Regions from separate parts of the Homo sapiens genome. Here region 2 is linked to region 1. The links are chromatin loops, found by intact Hi-C in ENCODE. Cell type or tissue: B cell. All regions are shown on one strand. Links, peaks and the distances in the headings refer to the core of each region. The heading gives the core; the rest is flanking DNA.

What was found. A loop is a pair of places that touch in the nucleus more often than their neighbours do. Peaks named below come from ENCODE experiments on the same cell type or tissue, not always from the same donor. Only the 100,000 strongest peaks of a DNase experiment are listed, where the experiment ranks them.
Region 2: a loop joins it to region 1, with 4 times the contacts of the local background. A loop is called at or near these places in 10 of 110 quality-filtered maps.

Annotation. Positions count from the first base shown.
Region 1 is chr2:164,908,511-164,918,868 of GRCh38, reverse strand. It overlaps SLC38A11 (solute carrier family 38 member 11), which reads left to right. Exons shown (of 12, transcript NM_001351537.2): 8 at 2,896-2,966; 9 at 3,596-3,757; 10 at 7,121-7,233; 11 at 10,098-10,229. Among named protein-coding and RNA genes, the nearest start is that of SLC38A11, 42 kb to the left of the region's middle. RefSeq lists an enhancer at 5,409-5,925. In B cell, for the core only: CTCF peaks have their summits at 4,857 and 5,059 (motif pointing right); DNase peaks (open chromatin) are centred at 5,058 and 8,608; H3K4me3 peaks cover 505 bases; H3K27ac peaks cover 2,213 bases.
Region 2 is chr2:164,556,027-164,566,384 of GRCh38, reverse strand. The region is part of intron 2 of GRB14 (growth factor receptor bound protein 14); the gene reads left to right. Among named protein-coding and RNA genes, the nearest start is that of GRB14, 60 kb to the left of the region's middle. In B cell, for the core only: CTCF peaks have their summits at 5,785 and 5,985 (motif pointing left); no DNase peak of the experiment used is centred there.

The sequences.
Region 1 (10,358 bases), core at 994-8,993:
ACATCTTTTAAAGTATTTAGTGTTTTTGTTGTCACTGCCACTTAAAAAAACATTTTAATTGGTCATTGTTTGTGTACATCAGCCCACTTGATGTTTTCTGTGTATTGAACTTGTATCCAGTAACCTTGCTGAATACTCTTATTTTCCATATGCATAAATTTTCCATATGTGTAATTATGTTGTGTACAAATAATTTACACAATCTTTTCAATGATTACACATCACTTATTTTATTGAATCAGCTAGGAATATCAATAATATATTCAGGATGCAGTGATATTGAACATCCTATCTGGTTTCATCCCTTAAGTAGAGTATTTCTAACTTTTCACTTTTAAATATGCCATTTGCTATAGGATTTGGTGGACATTCCTTATCCAGTAAAGGAAGTTCTATTTTATTATTAGTTTGCTCACCATGTTTTTCAAAATAAATACTGAGTTGTATGCTTTTCTATATATTTTGAAATGGTCATAAGCTTCTTTCCTTCATTAATCTGTTAATGTGGTAAATTACACCAATATCTATTAATATAACAGCTATTAATAAATATTGATTATATTAATATTTTGTTATTAAACTCCCCTTGCATTTATTGAAAAAATATTCGTAGTCATAATTCCTTATCTTATAAATTGCTTGATGGCATTTGATTTCATATTTCAGCATTTACAGTTTAAAGTCAAAAGGTCTATAACTTTATGTTTCCATCCAGGTTGAGTATCAAAGTTTCAGCAATCTCATAAAATATACCCGAGAACTTTCTTCTCTCTCTTTTTTTTTTTTCCTGTACAACTGATTGTATCTGGAACTCAATCCTAGGCTATTTTATAAATGATTGGAAAGCCATATTCAATATCTGTTTCCTTCTCTTTCCCTAGATTTAGACATATGCATTTTCCTATCTGTAACATCTTTTTTGGCACTTTCCATCTTATAAAATCATCATCATTATGATGAACAGAGAAAATCCAAAATTATCTCTAGGTATTGTTTCACACTCCGGGAATATACCCAAGGAACCATATGGACCCAGGGAAAAAATTTAAATGGAAGAGAAAAAATGAAAATGAAACTTCTACATTTTATTACTAATATAAGATTTAAAAAGTAGGACACCACCACAATCTGTACTAGGGTTGGGGAGTAAGGGTGAATATTTTCCAAGTGCAAAAACCATAAGAGGGAAAGCATACCATTTAAAGCATATTGCAAAGTTAGAGAATCCTCAAGTTTCTACAACTGTTAGTGCTGCCTGACTGAAATCATTTTCTAAGGATCATGTACAAAATATGTATTTTTTCCACATTAACATTGGAATTTAACAGGTATGCTGCTTTTAATGTCGACTGCTTTTAGAGTAGTGGAGGCAGCAGGTGGCAGTAGTTCCCACTCCCAAAACTGGGAATTGGAGCAAGTCTTATAACAATCTGTGGCCTCTCTTGCAGGCCTGCCTTTCTGTGAAGTTTCTTTGTGTCTGTAACTGCTCGTTTCATATATGGGAAAAAGGATGATATAATGCATAAATCCCACAAAGTGTGGACAACAAACAAGATTTTTTTGTATGTACCTTCTTTACATAGAGGATGAATAAACAAACTTATGAAATAGATGGGTCTTCATCTTTAGAATTTCTGTTTTTTATTGAAAATACCCAGCGCCTTTTCATGCTTCCTAGGAATATCCCTGTTCCATTCTTCATGCATTGTTTTGAGTCTTACTCAAGCCTTCCCTTCCCAGGGAAGTTGGCCATACTTTTAGACTTTTTGCTGCCTTTATTAATAATGCTGGATAATAACATTAATACTAATAACTGTTTATTGAACATGTGCTATGTGATAAACTCTCTTCCAGAAGTTTTACATATTTTATCTCATTTAATCTACACAGTCACTTAATGAGTTAGATACTACAATTATCCCCAGTTTATAAATGTTGAAATTGAAGCACAGAGAGGTCCTGTAACTTGCCTAAAATCACACAGCTAATAAGTGGAAGGAGGCCAGAAGAACAATTTAAGCTAACTGACCTTAGAGCCTCTGCTGTTCATCATTATTCATGATGTGTTAGCCAGGTAGACCTATCACTGCCAATATCAAATATTTTAATTCCACTAGGATGTAGCCTGTTTCAAGCTGTTTAAAGTGCATATATTTCCAAAATTCCCTTGAGAAATACATCTACAGTTGGGAATTTGAGGCCACTGTCAGATGGTTCTGCCTGGAAAAAACATGGGAGTGAATAAACCAGGAAGATAAATCTCAACTTCTTCACTAATTATTTGTGGAAGCTTGGCAAGTTATATCACCATCCAGAGCTTGATTTTCTTCATGTGTTAAATGGTGATAATAATACTTAAGTGTTATTTTGAAAATTAAATGAGATAACACAGTAGAGTTTCTAGAAGATAGTACATCCTCAATTAGTATTAGTTCATGTTTACCTCTCTCAATAAATTTTAGTGCTGACTAAATTTTTCTTGGGTAGGTTAAGCCTGAAAAAAATAAGAGCGGAATGAACAGCAGTAACTGGGCATTGTTAATTTTTGTATCTCCCTCAAAAGGTAGCTGAACTGGTAGGTGCATAATCAATGCTGTCTGTTAAATTGATGAGCAAATAAACAAATTCACAAAATTACATAGTCTGGATATTTTACATATGTAAAAATAGAATTTGTCCAAGTATTTGACATACATTTTAGAGGACTGGGGTTAAGAGATAACACTCATGCTCCTGGGAAATTTATTCATGATTACACAAGATTAATGGGAGCCCCTTATTAATTTCTGGCTTAAAGACACTCAGTTTATATTTGTGATACCATTTCTTGTTATCTGATATACTGATGCTTGTATTTATTTAACAATTTATCAAGTTAACTGATTTTTCTTCTAGACCAAAAACAGAAGACGCTTGGGTATTTGCAAAGCCCAATGCCATTCAAGCGGTCGGGGTTATGTCTTTTGGTGAGTATTTGGTTTCAAAGGCCCTTTCTCAATGTGGAGTTCTCTGTTCCATGAAAAAGTGCTGTGTTTCATATTTATGTCTGGATAGCAGATGTCCTAAGTTTTAGACTTCCTATTAGCAGCATATGATCTAGTTTGTGCCAATATAAAATTAGGCTCAAACTTTTCTCACTCATCACTAAAATTTGCTTCAATTTGGAGAAATCTATTTCTCATGCAGAAACTCATTACAGTCATCTTGTTTCTTAACTTGGAAGGCTAGCAAGTGTTATGGACTTCTTCAAACCCTTTATTATGTCCCAAATGGCAAAGGAAGCCACAGGATGAAAACGATGGGAAAAAGATTTCCTTCAGATGGGAAGGGTCATTAGGAAAAGGAAAATGAGAGAGAATGTTGGACTGGCCTGGTTTATATCAAGAGTAACATGAAAAGACCACATAAGCCTGATGTGAATGAATGGTCTCATTTCTAGAACTATTAGAAAAATTATTTTCTGACATATTAATAAAGTTGTATGTTTAAACTTCAGTTCATTGGCATCTAAAGTAGTATATATCTCTGAATTTCAGAACTAAAAAAGAAAACCCTGGTGCTTGATTTAATAATGCTCTTTTTTTTTGTATTGCAGCATTTATTTGCCACCATAACTCCTTCTTAGTTTACAGTTCTCTAGAAGAACCCACAGTAGCTAAGTGGTCCCGCCTTATCCATATGTCCATCGTGATTTCTGTATTTATCTGTATATTCTTTGCTACATGTGGATACTTGACATTTACTGGCTTCACCCAAGGTAAAATGAGAGATTCAGTTATAGTGTTCATGTGCATTGGTACAGGTATACCGAATGTTCTACTCATTATTGTTACAGGTATGCCCAGTGTTCTATTTCAAAGATTACTCTCTTCCACCCATTCTCTCTACCCTCCTGCCCCCCTGCTGTCTGTTTCCTAGTTTTTACCTTTTTAAACTGCTCAATTTAGTTCTGTAGCCCATACTCTCTCCTTCCACACACTGTCACTTCCTAGCACATGATTTTTGGCTTTCCTCCACTGCAGCTTCATTTTCAAAGGTACCAGTGGCCTCCCAATCTTCAGAGCAAATAGCTTCGATTTGGATTCTCCCGAATCTCTCTGAATCACTTAACAATACTGAACTTCCTTTCTTTGCTCAAATTTTCCTCCCTTAGAGGAAAGAGTATTATTATATTATCATTGTTATTCTTTCTCTCTGTTAATTTTTTTTCTGTTTTCTTTTTCTTTACCCTCTCTAATCCCCCACTCCACTCCATCCCACACCACCCAGATAACGGGCTCAAGCATATTGTTTTCTCTTCTCTCAAAAAAATTTCCCGGTACTTTCATTGTTTTAATTCTAACCCAGACCTTTCTTTTTGTCTCCAACCTGCTGCCTGTAGGACGTTTCTACTCAGTTGTTCTATATTTGTCTTAATCACAAAACATCATGTTTCCCTTAAAACCAGACCTTTTCTTCCTCCCTCCAAAGATATTTCTCTCTTTTTTTGCATTCACCCAGGCCCAGCAACTGAGCAGTCCTCTCTTCTACTTCCCTTGACCCTTACATTCAATCATCAGTGTAGTGTAGTAGTCAGGGCAGTCCAGCAGTAGGCTGTGATTTACATATTTCACAGCTCTTGCAGGTCTATTATCTCATTGACCTTCAGACAACCCTTTGAAGGGAAGTGGAATAACTAGTTTTACCCCCTGATTAAAACACAAAGAGGTGAAGTAACTTGCTCATGCTGGCTGATGACAAACCAGAAAACAAGTCTTCTGACTCTTAAGTTCAGTTTTCTTTCCATCCTCTTTCTGCCTGCCCTGTTTTGGTCAACCATGACCCTCTGAAAGTTGTCCCTTTGCCTCTAGCTCCCATTAGCTTAGTTTTCTGAAAACCTGGGTGCTCTTGGGAGGATGGCTGCCTTATTCTGAACAGAGGTTACAGATCACTATGACTTTAGGCAAATATTTCTCAAGAAATGAAGAAAGATGGCTTCAAAAAATAATGATTAACAAAATTCAAATGCAGTCAAAAATATAATACATGCCTGTGCCACTAGAGTGCAGTAACAAAGTGACCTTGAAACTTCTGATAAGAATTGTGTTCCAAAGCATTTCTATGTATCACTATTGCTACATAGTTTGCCAATGCAAATGGCCTATGGGCTCTGGTCTGTACAGGACCTTGGTTTTTAAATGCCTTTTCTGTAAGACATAACCTTTTTTGTTAGTTACATCTTCCTGGAGTTTTTATCAGTGGTAATTGCTCAGATATAATTAAATCTTTATAAAACAAAGCTGACAGGTTTTTAATGCCGTTTTCCCCCTAGCTGTAATTCTTTAAAATACAACTTAGATTCAGGCTGCAATAAGCTGACATTGTTTCTCCAGGCCACCTCTCCTTAGGTAAATCTAGTCTAATTTGTGCATACTGCATTCTTCTTTTCTAACCTCTTTCAGTAGATAAATTTCAGCTTGAGAGGCGGTGGGAACTCTAGATTCTCCTCGACATTTCTAGTGACTTTCGAAAAGACAATAGGGCTCATTTTTTTAGTGGAGGTTAGTGAACGGGGAACTTCAGTCCTTTTTTCTTAGAGTGCTGGAATCTTTTCAGTCAACCTTGAAGCAGGTTTCTGCCACCTTACTTTGTGTTTTAATCCCCTCCTGCCCAAAAGGGATGTTCTAAAGTAATGTAGATTTGTTCTAGTTGATGGGGGGAGGGGTGAGAGCCACTTAAAGTAAATCTTGGGAAGAGGCAAATTATTTAGGATATTCAGCTTTGTAATGAAAAAAACAGTACAGAGGTATTATAGCTTTTCTTCTTTTTAAATGGTGTAGTATTGAGTATTGATCTTAAAAAAATTTAATTTTCAATTAAGTTTAATTTTAAAAAGGTTACCACAATTTTAACATTTAAGCACGTTATATACAGAAAATCAGCAAGCCCAAGTACTCTGTTTCGGCATTAGTCATTGTTATATTTTTATTTTTTTTATTTCTTCCATGGACTACTGTACAGTTGTAGGTAATTGTTTTTTGATGACATGACATCTGTGCCCTAGTTAGATCCCTGTATTTCTTCATAGACAGTTGAGAAATATAGTCTCTAAATAAGAATTGTTTCAAGGTATATTTAGTCCATCATCTAGTCTGGAACTTATTAAATTTAATGTTCTTTCTGGGACATAGCCATATTTTCACAGTTTTGAATCAGTGCATTTACACTTGGGCTCATGAGGTGCCATGAAAGGTAACATATGTTTGGAATTTCTCGCTGTGGCCCCAAGGTTGGGATGAAACCCTATAGCATGATACACAGGAAATTCAGCTCCCCAGATGTACTGGTTTACTCTTCCTTTCAGGATTGTTCTTGATCTAAGAATAGCATTTCAAAAGGAAATTTGTTTATTTTTAACAGACATTTTTAAAAAATAATGAAGTCACTTACTCACCAGAAACAAAGACCAGAAACCAGTTTACAAAGCCAGTGCTGAAGAATTTAGGGAGTTGATTCTGATGTAAGAAGACAATGGATAAAGTATTTTTCAGAAGTCAGTACAAATTGGCAGCAAATCTACCAAAAACAAATAATAAGAGAAAAACTATCAGTGATGGATTTATCTTCACATGTAGCATGTACTGGTTTAAATCAGTGAATAACTACATAGTTATTGAATTCAAAAACTTTTATTTAGACCTGGTCATCTATTCTCTTAATTAAATGAAATGAAGTTTATGGAGATTCACTTATAAGTCATGTGTTGCTTAATGACAGGGAAACATTCTGAGAAATGCATTGTTAGGTGATTTCCTCATTGTGCAAACATCACAGAGTATACGTACACAAATCTAGATGGTAGCACCTATTACACACCTAGGCTATATGCTATAGCTTATTGCTCCTAGGCTATAAACCTCTACAGCATGTTTCTGTACTGAATTCTGTAGGCAACTGTAGCAGAATGGAAAGTATTTATGTATCTAAACATAGAAAAATATATAGTAAAAATACAGCATTGTAATCATATATGTGGGCCATTAGGTGATGCATAACTGTAATATCTAATATTTAATTTATTAGATAGTTATCTCAAACATTTAGTATCTAGTAAATAAACTTATTTTATATTACTATCTAGGGGACTTATTTGAAAATTACTGCAGAAATGATGACCTGGTAACATTTGGAAGATTTTGTTATGGTGTCACTGTCATTTTGACATACCCTATGGAATGCTTTGTGACAAGAGAGGTAAGCGCGGTTCCTTCCCAACGCTTTACCCAGGTGATCTCTCTGCCACATTTAATTTAGGAAGATTTATAAATAATACAGTTTGGCAAATTCCCAAGGGCATGACAAATGGTATAATTTGTAAAATTTTCTTTTTTGACTCTAAAATGTCAGAGTTTAAAGATGAATTTATATTCAGATGTTTACAAGACAATTTTTCAAAAGTTCGGTTTGAAAATTAGGTTTGGTAGATTTGGCTTATATTTCTGTGAGCACAAATATTTATACAACTGCATTCCAAAGTGACTGCCAGCCTTTTGCGACAGCCAAACTAAAGTTGTTGCTTTTAAGGCATTCTTACAAAGAAATTAAGTATCAAGGTTTAAAACATGTTTTACAAAACTGTCTTTTTGCTTAGATGTTTTATCAGTCAACATGTATTAAAGGCACTGTAGAATCTACAGATTCTAACTGGTTTTGTTATTTTTTAAAAACTAAAATATCTTATATTCCATGGAGAACCAAAATTCAACTGAAACTTTTAGTTTTACAGATACATTTTATTTATGTATTTATACATGTAGACGTGTATATTTACAACTATACATAACATAAACTAATAATATAAATAATAACAAATATATAGGATATTATTTACATATAAATATATTGTATTGTCAAAGTCAGCTCTAAATTGGGTTATATATTCCACTTGTATTTGTAGAGAAATATTATCTGAAAGAGAATTCATTCTTTTGGTGTAAAATTGGATAACATGGCCTGTCAGGAATCCCTTATGCTGTCAGCTAAAAATCCACTGTACCAGTCGGCAGTAAAACATGATCTTGCTTCACAGTGGGTCTTTCAGGGACCACACTGAAAAGGGCTCAGTCATAGGATCTGTTCCTAGAGGCTGTTTATACAGTGCACCATGTGAAAGGGTCTAATGAGATAAGTGAAATATCTACAGAGCTTTAAATACACTAAATAATCAGCAGGCTTCTTGAGGCAAGCCAGGGCTTACTTTAAGTCAGTCCCAGGGATAAGGAACTGACTGCACGGGGAAACAGAAGAGGGAAATGTTTAGCACTGTGTATGTCCTTTACAACTAGCACTTCTCTCCCTCACACATGTATAACTCACAGGCCAGTTCTCTACCTTGACTATAAAGGAGAAATAGACTGAACTAATTTTTTTTTAAATTTAAGAGCCTTTCGAAACTTTACTAGCTATTGTCAGATGCAGGACATGGTATTATTTTAGCTTCTGCTCAGTACGTAGGTTCAAATCTAATCTCTAGATCAGCAAGTAAGAACAGATGGTGCATTCTCACGTGGTTGCTAGTAAACTGCCTGCCTGCAGACGATCTGAGTCACTTCACCTGCACAACTTCTGTGTTTAGTACTTGAAACTTGAGTTTCCTTTCTAGCTGCTGTGGCAGGAAGATAGAACTGAATCAAGATCTCTGCCACAATAGCAAATACTCAGCAGAAGAATGGTGTCTATAACTTTCCCTTCTCTTACTCTTCATTCTGCACACACACACAGGTACACACACAAATGTATGACTGACAAAAATATAATCAAACTGTTTCAATTCATAAAAGCACTAAAAAGGCTGTCTACCCTTAACAAATATCTCTTACTACCTGCCTCACTAAGTGATTTTTCACTCTCACAATTATATCATAGAGGCATCTGTAAGAATGGATCTTAAATAAGATAATACTTGGAGAGACATTACAACTTATGTTATTAATATCACCATTAAATTATTAGCAAAGTCATGGCAGTATGTGACACATGGGAGATGTTGCATATCCAGGCAGCACAGCTTAGAGAGATGGCTTCTTTATGATACCTCAATATCTGACCTTCTGTTATTTCCAACTCTTTGTCTCACTGTTCTTTTGCACAGGGTCACTACTTATTCAGACTATCTTCTCTTTATCCTCCATAGGTATTGTTCCTGTTATTACCTCTTTGCTCTTTTTCACGCTCTTGTCTCAGCCTATAATTCTGCTCCAAATCCTGTGCATGTTTCAAGCCCTACCTCAAACCAAGGTAGGTCAAGCATATTTCAGGGATGCTGTAAAGGAGATTACTGTAAGGAGACGGCTCTAGATACCTAAAGCTCCTTCTAGTCCTAAATTCTCCTTGATCTTTTTTGTCCTGTTATAAATTGATCTCTACTTGCTTTTTTAAGTTTCGTTGTATGCCTCCAAAAATTAATTCCTGAGAATAGGAATCATTTCCCTGACATTTTATCTTTGCAAACCATATCATAATATGGGACACATTAAGTCAGTAATTTTTTATTGCTTTCCTGATCTGAGTAGTCATGAAAAATGGTGATGAACTCTTGCCCATTTTTGTTGAGGAAAGGCAAGATAAAATAGACTTAAATTATAACAAATAGGAATTAGTTAATGCAGAATTAATTTCCTGTTAGTAAAGGATATTACACATCCAGTATTAATAAGGGAAATGTGACAGCTACTTCTTAGAGGCCATGCAAATAATCTAAATAGCATGTTTAGTTTGTTTTAGTAGTAACCTATTGGACTCAAGAAAGAAGGATAAGATAACTTTCCAAAGTCTCTCCTGTACTTGAAAGATACATGTATTGAAACATCGGTATGCCACACTATAGGTCTGTAATATAATCCACTGACTAATAGTTCAACAAAGAATACTTGTTATTGATATGTGTGTCTGTATGTAAGTAATTTGGAAAATATAGAACATTCCTAGTGACTTAAGATTTGATTAATAGCCTTGTTGGTAGTATTTTATATATTCCTAAATACTATTGTAAAATACTCCCTCAATAAATCCTGCATGCCTTTAAAAGTCCCTCTCAAAATAATCTGTTTATTCGGCAGGTAATTGCCAATGTGTTTTTTGGTGGGAATCTTTCATCGGTTTTCCACATTGTTGTAACAGTGATGGTCATCACTGTAGCCACGCTTGTGTCATTGCTGATTGATTGCCTCGGGATAGTTCTAGAACTCAATGTGAGTACGTGCAAAGATTTACCCCTTCACTCTAAAATTCTCTTTAAAAGATAATGATTACATTTAACATAAGATGTATTTTCCTTAACAAAAGTGTCACTTTTGAAGTGGAATCAAAATATGTTTGTA
Region 2 (10,358 bases), core at 1,350-9,349, 350 kb after region 1:
ACCATTATGTGCTTCTCCTGATATTTTAACTCTGAAAATACCCATTTGATTGTTCTGAAGATCTTAATGTCTTTTATTTTAGGAGTTGGGTATTTTCTGATTTAAAAATCATCCATCTGCCCTGGTCACACCATGATTAATTTTTTCTTCCAATATAAGAAGTTATTTCATACTTGTAATTAATTTATTTTCCATATATGCCATAATTTTAAATGATCTTATAAATCAGTACAAGCATTTCTCAGAGAATTTGGGGAGCAACTTATTTTCCCATGAAGGCAGGTGCTTTTTCCACAGGTTTGGTGTAAAGTTCACTCATCCTGAATGAGTGGCCCTTGACAAATAATTTATCAAATGGAATCCTAATCATTTAAAAGGCTGAGAGCATTCTGAAAATGCTCCGTAGCAATAGGGAGTAATTTTCTTATCAGGTAGTGTGTCTGATCCAAGTGGCTGTAAGTGTCTCTGGTAGTGCTTAGGAACTTGAATTTTAAACATGGCCCTTCATGTGGTATAGATCTATTTTGTAGCAGAGAAAGTACGCCTTGATCTTTGAGAAGAAAGGTATTTTGGTAGATTCTCTATCAAGTAAATTGGAAAGAAAATGTTCACTTCCAAATTCTATTAGGATCTGATTTCTCTGATTTAAGTGAATTAAGGTTCTGGTGAAGAACGTTCCTCATGTGCTTCAGAAACGATCACATCCTCAGCAAACATTGTGAATGAATCTTTTACCTCATCGCATTTTTCTCAGATCATCACTAGGTTGTAGCTTTTTACTTTTTCAAATGAGAAGACTGAGTCTCTTGGGTGTTGAGTGACTTATGCAAGGTCACCCAGAAGGTCAGTGGCAGAGCTAGAAATAGAATCTAGATCTTGTGACTTCCAGTATGCTTCTCCTAGATACGTGTTACCTCCTGAAATTAATATGGAAATGAAATTGCCTTATGGTGGGTATAATTGCCATTCAAGTCTGGAATTAGCTTAGGCAAATCCTTTCATCTTCCTCTGCACCTCCACCAACTCCCTTATGCTCTAGCATAGAAAACATTTTATTCAGAAAGCAATTGTAAGCAGCCAAGTGTGTGTGTGTGTGTGTGTGTGTGAGTGTGTGATAGAAAGACAGTTTATACCTGGAACTCCAGATTGGCACATTACATAAAGAAAACATTTTAAGGTCCCGGAGAGTTAACATAAGGCTCAAGTATTGTAAAGTATAAACTAAGTATAATATAAAATTCACATTCTTTTATGGAAACACTACCAGGTCAGAAGGCCTTACATCCATATCCTGATTCGGTGGGTCAGGCATATTTCATGTCTCTATCAGATTAACATTTTTTGTTTGTTTGTTTATTTGTTTGTTTTTTGAGATTGAGTCTTGCTCTGTCACCCAGGCTGGAGTGCAGTGGCGCCATCTTGGCTCACTGCAACCTCTGCCTCCTGGGTTCGAACGATTCTCCTGCCTCAGCCTCCTCAGTAGCTGGGACTACAGGCGTGTGCCACCACACCTAGCTAAATTTTTGTATTTTTACTAGAGAAGGGGTTTCACCATGTTAGCCATGATGGTCTCCATCTCCTGACCTTGTGATCTGCCCACCTCGGCCTCCCAAAGTGCTGGGATTACAGACATGAGCCACCGTGCCCAGCCAACATTGTTTTTAAGTTATGTTTGCAAACATTTTTGCATTCTTCATCCATGCTACAATTACAGGAGATGTTCATAAGCACACAAGATCCTGAAGTATCTTCTGAAATCTCAGAGAAAAAAAGGGATACTTTTAATGACATATATTTTTTTAAGATTCAAATCCTTTTGAAAATTGTAAATTCATGAGTGTAATACGGAGCAATGCCATTTATGAGAAGATCTAATTCCCCATTCATATAAGAGAATAGTTCATGTTATAATCATTTCTTTCCTCATACAATTAGACTAATTGCTATGATTTTCTAAAAGTGATTTAGTGGAGGAAAGAACACATCATCACATCACTATTTTTCCCAGAATCTTTTAAACATGCACAAAATCAGTCCAGGCTTCCTTAGCATTTGCCATGCTCCAGGGCCTGCCTGGCCCTCAGCCTGCCCAGCTTCCCTTGAAGCCTTCACTGCAGCATATCGTTTGCCTCCTTGGGCTTCAAACGGCTTTTAAAATCTGTATATCTGCACTTCTGCTCCCAGAATTGTGCTCTGCAGCCTATAGACAACACCAGGCTCATTTGCTTTCCCAAATGCTGTCTATTGCCTAAGTGTCGGCTCAGGCTGTGTTCTCATCCTAAAGCCTTCTAAGACTCTTTTGCTTCACCTTTATCTTCAAGGTGCCTTGATTTAGTATCAGTGGACCCACCTTTATTACTCATTTGTCAATTCAACCACTACAGCCCTGTAACATCAATTTTATTATTACCTTTTAAATAATATTTAAGTCATATTGCCGTCCATAGGTGTGTACAATATGACTTTCAGTTGCTCTATCTTGTTTATTTTTGTATATCTTGGACCACCATTTGGTTTCCAAAAGTTGTCTTTTGATTTTTGGTCTTACAACTAGATCTTAGTATTTTAAAGGAAGAAATCTTTAAAATGTTTTGTCATTTATGGGCAGAATGTAATTTCATGTAACCAAAAAACACAAAGGACTGTGGATTAAGGAGGAAAAGAGATTTATTTTTCTTTCACTTTACAAGGATAAGTCCAAAGCTAATGTTGCAGCCCCACAATGTCCTCAGGCAACTGAACTCCTTCTCGCTTTCTATTATTTCTTCTCTAGTGTGGGTCCTTTTTCCTTTTATGGAAAGATAAATGTAAATTTCCAGTCATCCTGTTTACAGTCTTTGCACAGAGAATGTGAAGGACCAAGAACAGGCTCGTGAGTTTTATACCAGTTAACGTGCCATTGTGGAGTAACCAGGAGTTTCTGCTTACATCTTGTTGGCCAACTCTGGATACAAGAGGAGTCAGGAAATGCGGGCCTGGAGTGTAGCACACTGCCCTCCTCACCAGAATCAGGATTCATCAGGAAGGAAGAGAGGAAGGGTGGATATTGGTGGGTAACTCGCCATCTCCTCTACAAGTGCCTTGGACATATTAGACATTTAGTAAATATTTGTCTGGGATTTTTGTTATTCTGGTGCCAGATATGAAATGTAGCTATGCTTTTTGAGCAAATAATATTCTATTACTTGTATAGGGATTGTAGGTATGGTAATAAGTGGGGAGAGAGCAGATTTCCTGTGCAGAAGAGGGTCGTGGAAGGCCATGGATGGTGGTCTTAGTTTAGATGGTGGACTTGCTTGGAAGGTGATAGTGAAGTGGTAGTGGGCATTGTTACTGCTTTTTATCCAGAGTTCTCATTCTTGCTAAACCTTGATATTTCTCCTGCCCTTTTTACTTTTGTACAGAGTAACTTAGTTGCATACTCAACCAGGAAGGGTGTCACACAGATGAATGGTATTTGCATTTTAGTGAAATGTTTCTTTTCCTGAGAAGTGAGTTTTTAGGAAGTGTGTTGTAGCAGATTATATGTATGCTTTAGAGCCAGGAAACCCAGAGTTTGAGTTCAGCTTCATCACTCTCCAGTGCCCTGGCTTTGGGAGCATTCTTTCAAAACCCTCTGAGAATCAGTTTCTCTATCTTGGGGATGATGATGCTTCCTCACAGAACAGTTGTGAGGATTCAACAGAATAAATATTTAGAAGCATTTCACACATAGTAGAAGTCTAACAAATATGAATTTCCCTTTTTCCCCACCTGTGAAATGGCATGTTTTACTAGTTTCATAAACAGTTTAAATTTCCCTGTGACTGAGAATTTAAACTTTCCGTGCCCTATTCTCCTAAAGTGGTTATCCAAAGATTTCATAGTAGAAAGTGAGTCAAACAAAAAGTGGTTTTTCTTCATAGATTTCAGCCAGGGAGAGAAAGACAATATATCTTTCAAATGCTTGCTCCCACTGCTTTCCTTTCTGTAACTTTAGAAGGTCTCTAATTTGAATTAAAAAAAATGAATCCAACTATATACGCTGATGAATATATTTTTTAAAATCTTTGGGAACGTAGATTTAAATACAAGATAGGTGGTTAATTACTCCTCCTTTCAGTGTCCTAAGGAGTATTAGACGGGGACTTCTGGGTTGTATATTTGAAAGGGATAAAAGTAGGTCTAGTATTAAGACGTTGCTTCAGTAGGCAAGTGGTGTTACTATTAATAGAACCTTAGCTGTATGATGGTGAGAACTTGTTACTTTTGATCATCATTGAACCCCAATGCCCAGCACATAGAAGGCACAAAGTTGGTATCTAATTACCAATTAGTTGGATAAAAACAATTTTTGTAAAGGCAAGATTGAGCTCTTTAGATACTGACCTGCTATTTCCTTCCTAATATTTGTCTCTGTTGCTTTTCTTTAATTTTTGCCAAGTTTCTCATCTTTTGGGATGAAAAGCTGTAATGCTCAGGCCTTTTCATTACCTTTATCTAGCTCCAACTTGCTGCAGTGGGCAATTTGGTATACCCTTCACACAGAGTATTGCCCTTCACAAAGAACAATAAAAAATAGCAGCTACAACATGTTCAGCATTGATTACACATTCACTTTAACCCTCATAAGAACCCTAAAAGCTTGGTGGCCAAACCCATTTTTGGATGAGGAAAATTGGCTTAGAGAGTTAAGTGTCTTGGCCAAAGCACCTCGCTCATAAATGACAGAGGTGGGACAGAGGTCCGGGCCTCTGCTCCACCTAGCACAGGAGGCTGTCCCTCAGAATTGCCTGGGCACATGTACTGCATAGCTACTCATCACCGTGTAGCTGCAGTAATTTGTCCTCTCACCTGTAGTCTTTTCATGGGACGAATCTCACCTTTTCTGCCAATCTGCCTTTTGCTCTCCTAGTTACTTTTCCTTGCTGTGCACTCAGTTTTGCCTCAAAGACATAGTGATTCAACCATCAGGTCAGAGTTTCTTAGAGCTCAACAGGACTGTAGGGGTCTCTTGGGACTTATTCAGAAATGCCTTATTTTGCTTTCAAAATTTTATAATAATAATTGCTAACATTAGTTGAGTGCTATCAGTTTGCCAGCATTTTGCCCATTTTACAGTATGAGGAGTCTAAAACTCATGGCTAATAATAAGTTTGGGGTCTGAGATCTGATCACAGCAGATTCCAGGATCCCCTGTCCACTGTGAACACCTGGGCTGAACCCCCATGAGTACAGTTGCTGGGCATCATGATTTTGCACACTGTACTGCATGTTCCACATTTGGCAGTGAAGGCTGATTAAAAATAGCTGGGCTAATGAACGGTCTCAGACTACTGCTTGGGGCGGTCTGTAGGGCTGGCTCTCATGGCTGTGCCCCAGAACTCTAAGCCAAATATTAAAAATAATAATCTCTTTTTTGGCAGGAAAAAAAAGAAGCAAGACTTTTGGTAATTTCAGATTCTAAACCCCTAGAAAGGATAAGGATTTTCTACCCCTGTAGGATATTAATAATGCTTGCTATTATGATAATTCTCAAAGAGGAATTCAAAATTTGTTTTGGCAAGAACAGCATTGTCAGAAAGCCTCCTAATCAGACATGCATATTTGAACGTATACATTCAGGCTTTGTTTGGGAAAATACCAGGAATTATTATTTTGCAGTTTGAAAACTGAAATTATCTTGGGTAGTTTTATCAATATTTGAAGAAAAAATTTGATATAACTGTTCGAAATCCCAGCGAAAACTCCAAGTTTGAGTTCCAGGAAAGGTTCCTGGTGAGGTGACACATATGTATATATACATATGCCCCCCCAATCCTTCTTATTAATGTTTAATATGTAGAAATCATTTATCTTAAAAATTCAAATATTTACTAATTCTGAAAAAATAGATATTAACTTTGTCACAAGCTTGTGATTGTATCAAACAGAAACCCCATAGTTTTAACAAGGTTGCAGTTTTCGAAACATGATATTTTCTCTATTTGCACAAACTGAGAAATAAAGACTCCCTCTGCTGGCTACTTCAGTATTTGCAATTATTCTGGCGAGAAGCTATGAAAAGTGAAAAAACAAAACAAAATGAAGAAAAATAGTCTTTTTTTGACACTCAAAAAGCTAGGTGCTTTGGGATATATGTATGTATACATCTAATTATGTTCTAGTGTTTATTTATCTAATACTTTTATCCAAGATGTCATGTAGAAGCAGCAGCTTAAAGCAGCCTAAATACTGGACGAACAGAATGGTAAGAATACAGCATCAGGTGGGAGCCAGAAATGGGGTTCTGTGGCTGGCTCAGCTGGTGACCATTTGGAGGTCCTTGAGCAGGTCAAGACTCCAGCTTCAGCTTTTTCATTTGTGAAATGGGAGGATTTCAGTGGATGTTCTCCAGGAACCCTTCTAACCTTTAGTATTTTATGATTCTAAACAGTATAGATTCCATTTCTTTTACAACACTGTGCTCTATGCATGTCTTTCACTGATGTAAAATAAATATTTAGAAAAATGTAAACTAGTACAACCACTATGGAAAACAGTATGGAGATTCCTTTAATAACTAAAAGTAGAACTACCATTTGACCCAGCAATCCCACTTCTGGGTATCTACCCAGAGGAAAATAAGTCATTATACGAAAAGATACTTGCACATTCATGTTTACAGCAGCACAATCCACAATGGCAAAATCGTGTAACCAACCCAAATGCCCATCAGTCAACGAGTGGGTAAACAAACTGGTATATTTATATGATGGAATACTACTCAGCCATAAAGAGGAATGCAGTAATGGCATTTGTAGCAACCTGGATGAAATTGGAGACTATTATTCTAAGTGAAGTGACTCGGGAATAAAAAATCAAACATCATATGTTCTCACTAATATGTGAGAGCTAAGCTATGAAGATGCAAAGGCATAAGAATGATACAATGGACTTCGGGGACTTGGGGGGAAAGAGGGAGCAGGCAAGGGATAAAAGACTACAAATGGTGCAGTATATGCTGCTCAGGTGACGGGTGCACCAAAATCTCACAAATCACCACTAAGGAACTTATTCATGTAACCAAATACCACCTGTACCCCAATAACTCATGGAAAAATAAAATAAAATAAGAAAAGTAAATAAATAAATATTTAGAAAAATGAAGGAAAAGTAAAATTACAAAATGGGTATACATCAGTTGTTCCCAGTGTTTGTTACTGCATGGGAATGTTAGGATCTAGAAAGTGATGTTTTGTACACTATTATAAGTTTATGAAATAATACCCCCAAATGTCCTGGGAAGGTTGAACATAGCATATTTTATTGATTGTATGGCACTTTAAGTTGTAAGAAGCATCATTATTTTATATACTTCCAATAAAACTATAACATACCATTAAGGGTAAGTTACATCCAGGTTTCAGAGAAGTTAAATGTGAAAAAAATGTGCTTTTAAAAAATCAAGGAAATAAGGTAGTTCCTAAAAGGGCTTCAATTGATGCCAGACAACTCAATAATTGCAATAAAGTCTGATGTGTCTTGGGCTCTAGCAAACAGTATCTTTCTCCACCTCACGTTTTCCCTCTCTTCTAAACACTTATTCCACCTCTGCCCTACTACTTGTTCTTCTTTCTCACTGTGTGAATCAATTTTTAACTTTTTCACTTAGACATGTCTTATGGCTGTTCTGGGAATAAACTATTGCTTAAAAACTGAAATGAGATCCTGAAATAACATTGTGTCCAACATAAGCATGGCCAGTGGTATTCTGCTTTAAATATGAATTAGCATTAGCACTTGCAGAGGTTTTCTTGTTTCAAAGATGAATTAGCCCTGGCATCTTAGCAGGAATTGCATGAGTATTAAAAACACTGAAACTTCAGAGAACACAGCTTTGATGAAATCATCGGAAACTTTAGTGTGGGATTTGTGATTTGAACCTCTTTATTATTCATATTGGATTTAGGTCTTAACATGTGTGTCTGTGTGTGTGTGTCTGTATGTGATAACTTAGGATATTTTCTAACTTAGTTGTTAATGTTTGCTTTCTTTTATAATGAAATTGGAGCAGTTTCTTTTATCTTTTTTTCTGCCACATAACAGAGCCAACTGAAAGGGCTTGAATTTCTCTTTGTCAAATTGAACCCCCACTTGAGTTGGAGTCCTTCTTTCTACCTAATAGGAAGAAAGGAGGCCCAAAGAATGAGTACTCTTCATGGCTCTTGGCCTGAGACAAGGAGAGCAGAAAAGGTAAATAATAGAGTAGGAGGATAAAGGTGAATGGAGGGGCTTTAAGGAGATGTCCTGAGCCTCTTCTTGCCTGCAGGCTTTTTTTCTCTTGGTTGGAACCCTAGATGCGGCATGCTGCTGCAGTGTCAGTGCCCCAGGCTATCTGGTGTGACAGTGCTAACTTCCCTTCTGTGCCAAGTTTAGGGCATTTCCAGTAGTGAGACCACTACTCTTTAGCCTGTTGCTGGATGGGAAATTAATGCATCATAAAACATCATCTGTGGATTTTGAATTCATATCCAGGACTCCTGGAAGCTCTCTGTGGATCCCCAGGAACACAAATTCTCTATTTCTGAATCTCTTTAGCCAGGCATGACCCTATAATTTACTGCAGAAATGTAATATCATACAAATCTATACCAGGGCTGGGTTTTTACAGAGCTGGTGTGGAGATGATCCATCTTGCGACCTTAATGATAAGAGCTATACCTCAAAGATTGTGAAAGGACAGAAAGAGCCTTGGTCAGGGGTGACTTGATGGAACTGCCTCACCAAATCCTGAGCTGCCTGCCCTGGTTTCAAATGTGAGAAGGAAGTCAACCTCAATCTGGCTAACCCATTGTAGGTAGGAATGACTTTCTGTTATTGTAGCTGAACCCTTTCCTAAGTGATTAAGTCATCATGTGGATATTTATCCTGATTCTCTTACCACTTTGTAATCATATTCATGTAAAACTGTCATTTTTATTATTAAATAACATTTAATTTTTAAGAATTATTTCTACGTTGCCAACTTTTTAAAAAGCTACCCATCACTTGTGTATCTTGAAAAGCATTTCCTATTGTGGTGGCCCCTGGCTAGTTTGCACTGATGGAAACCAGTGTACCACAGTACCGGGTGAAGGCACCCCCTCCTCAGGCTGCCTGGCACCCATGCTTACTCCCTGTCCTCATAACTTAGCCCTTCTGCTCTCCATTTAGTGTGGTCTGGTTATTCTTTCCTGAGTATTGTTCACTCCTTTCTTCCTCAGTATGTTTGCTCATGTTTGTCCCACACAGGTGTTTTCTTACCTTCTTTCCTTATTCTTTCAGAATCCCAGATATGAAATGGCTCTCAGCAGTCACCTAAGCCACCTTTGTTCAGTCCATAAGTTTCATGAAAATTTGCCTAAATTTTCTCTTTGGTTCACATGTGTCTTTTCTCCCATAGAGGTTTTCAAACTCCGTGAGGTGTCAACACTACCATTTTGGAATTCACTAATACTGTCTCATACAGGGGTGTACATGATGGTTTCTTTCATCACTGAAGGAATCGTTTTGACTGTCGCTGTGTGCCCCACATTTTGCTCACTGCTGGGGATATAAAGAGGAGAAAACAGTGGTCCCTGATGTCATACATCGTTCTTATGGTGAAGGGCAACACGTAGTAATTATAGTTGCACACTTGCATGCTTGCAACAAAGGGCCTGGACCTAAGCTGGAGGGTCTTTGGAAGCTTCCTCCCAGAAATAATGGTTTATCCTAAGATATGAGGGAGCAGAAAAAGTAGAGGGTAGGGAAACCGTGTTCTAAGCACAAGCAGTAGCATGTGCAAGGGCCCTGTGTTGAGAAGGAGCATGACTTTTTCAAGAAACAGAAAAAAATGTAGGATTGGAGTCAGAGGACAGGATTGTAGGGAATAAAGTGAAAGGGGGTACAAGGATGTGGAATAAACCTGTTTGTGTCAATCCTTGTAATTCTGATATTGGTGACAGTATCTGTTTTAAGTAATGTCTTATAACTAATTTAACATGTACTGTTCATGCTCAAGGAAAATGTGTTTTTGACTATCCCTCGCAAGTGGAGAGGATTGGAGGCTTTTCTTGCAACCTGATTTCTCAAAACTATATACTGTTTTTCTCTTAGTAAATATTTGACAGCTAGCAAAATAATACAGGATAGCAATAAGAAAGCAGTGGATATTCTTGAGCTGTTAGGGTCTTTTGGAGCAGTCTTTATTTTTAAAATGCAAAATTTTAAAAACACAATTAGAGATTTGGAATAAGTAATAATGACTACATTGCTTCCCATTCCTTTTCTTTCAAGGGAACTACTGAGTTGCTTAATTCAAGATATCTAAAAATGTCTCTTGTTATCTTAGGACACTGTGTTTCTTATTTATAAGA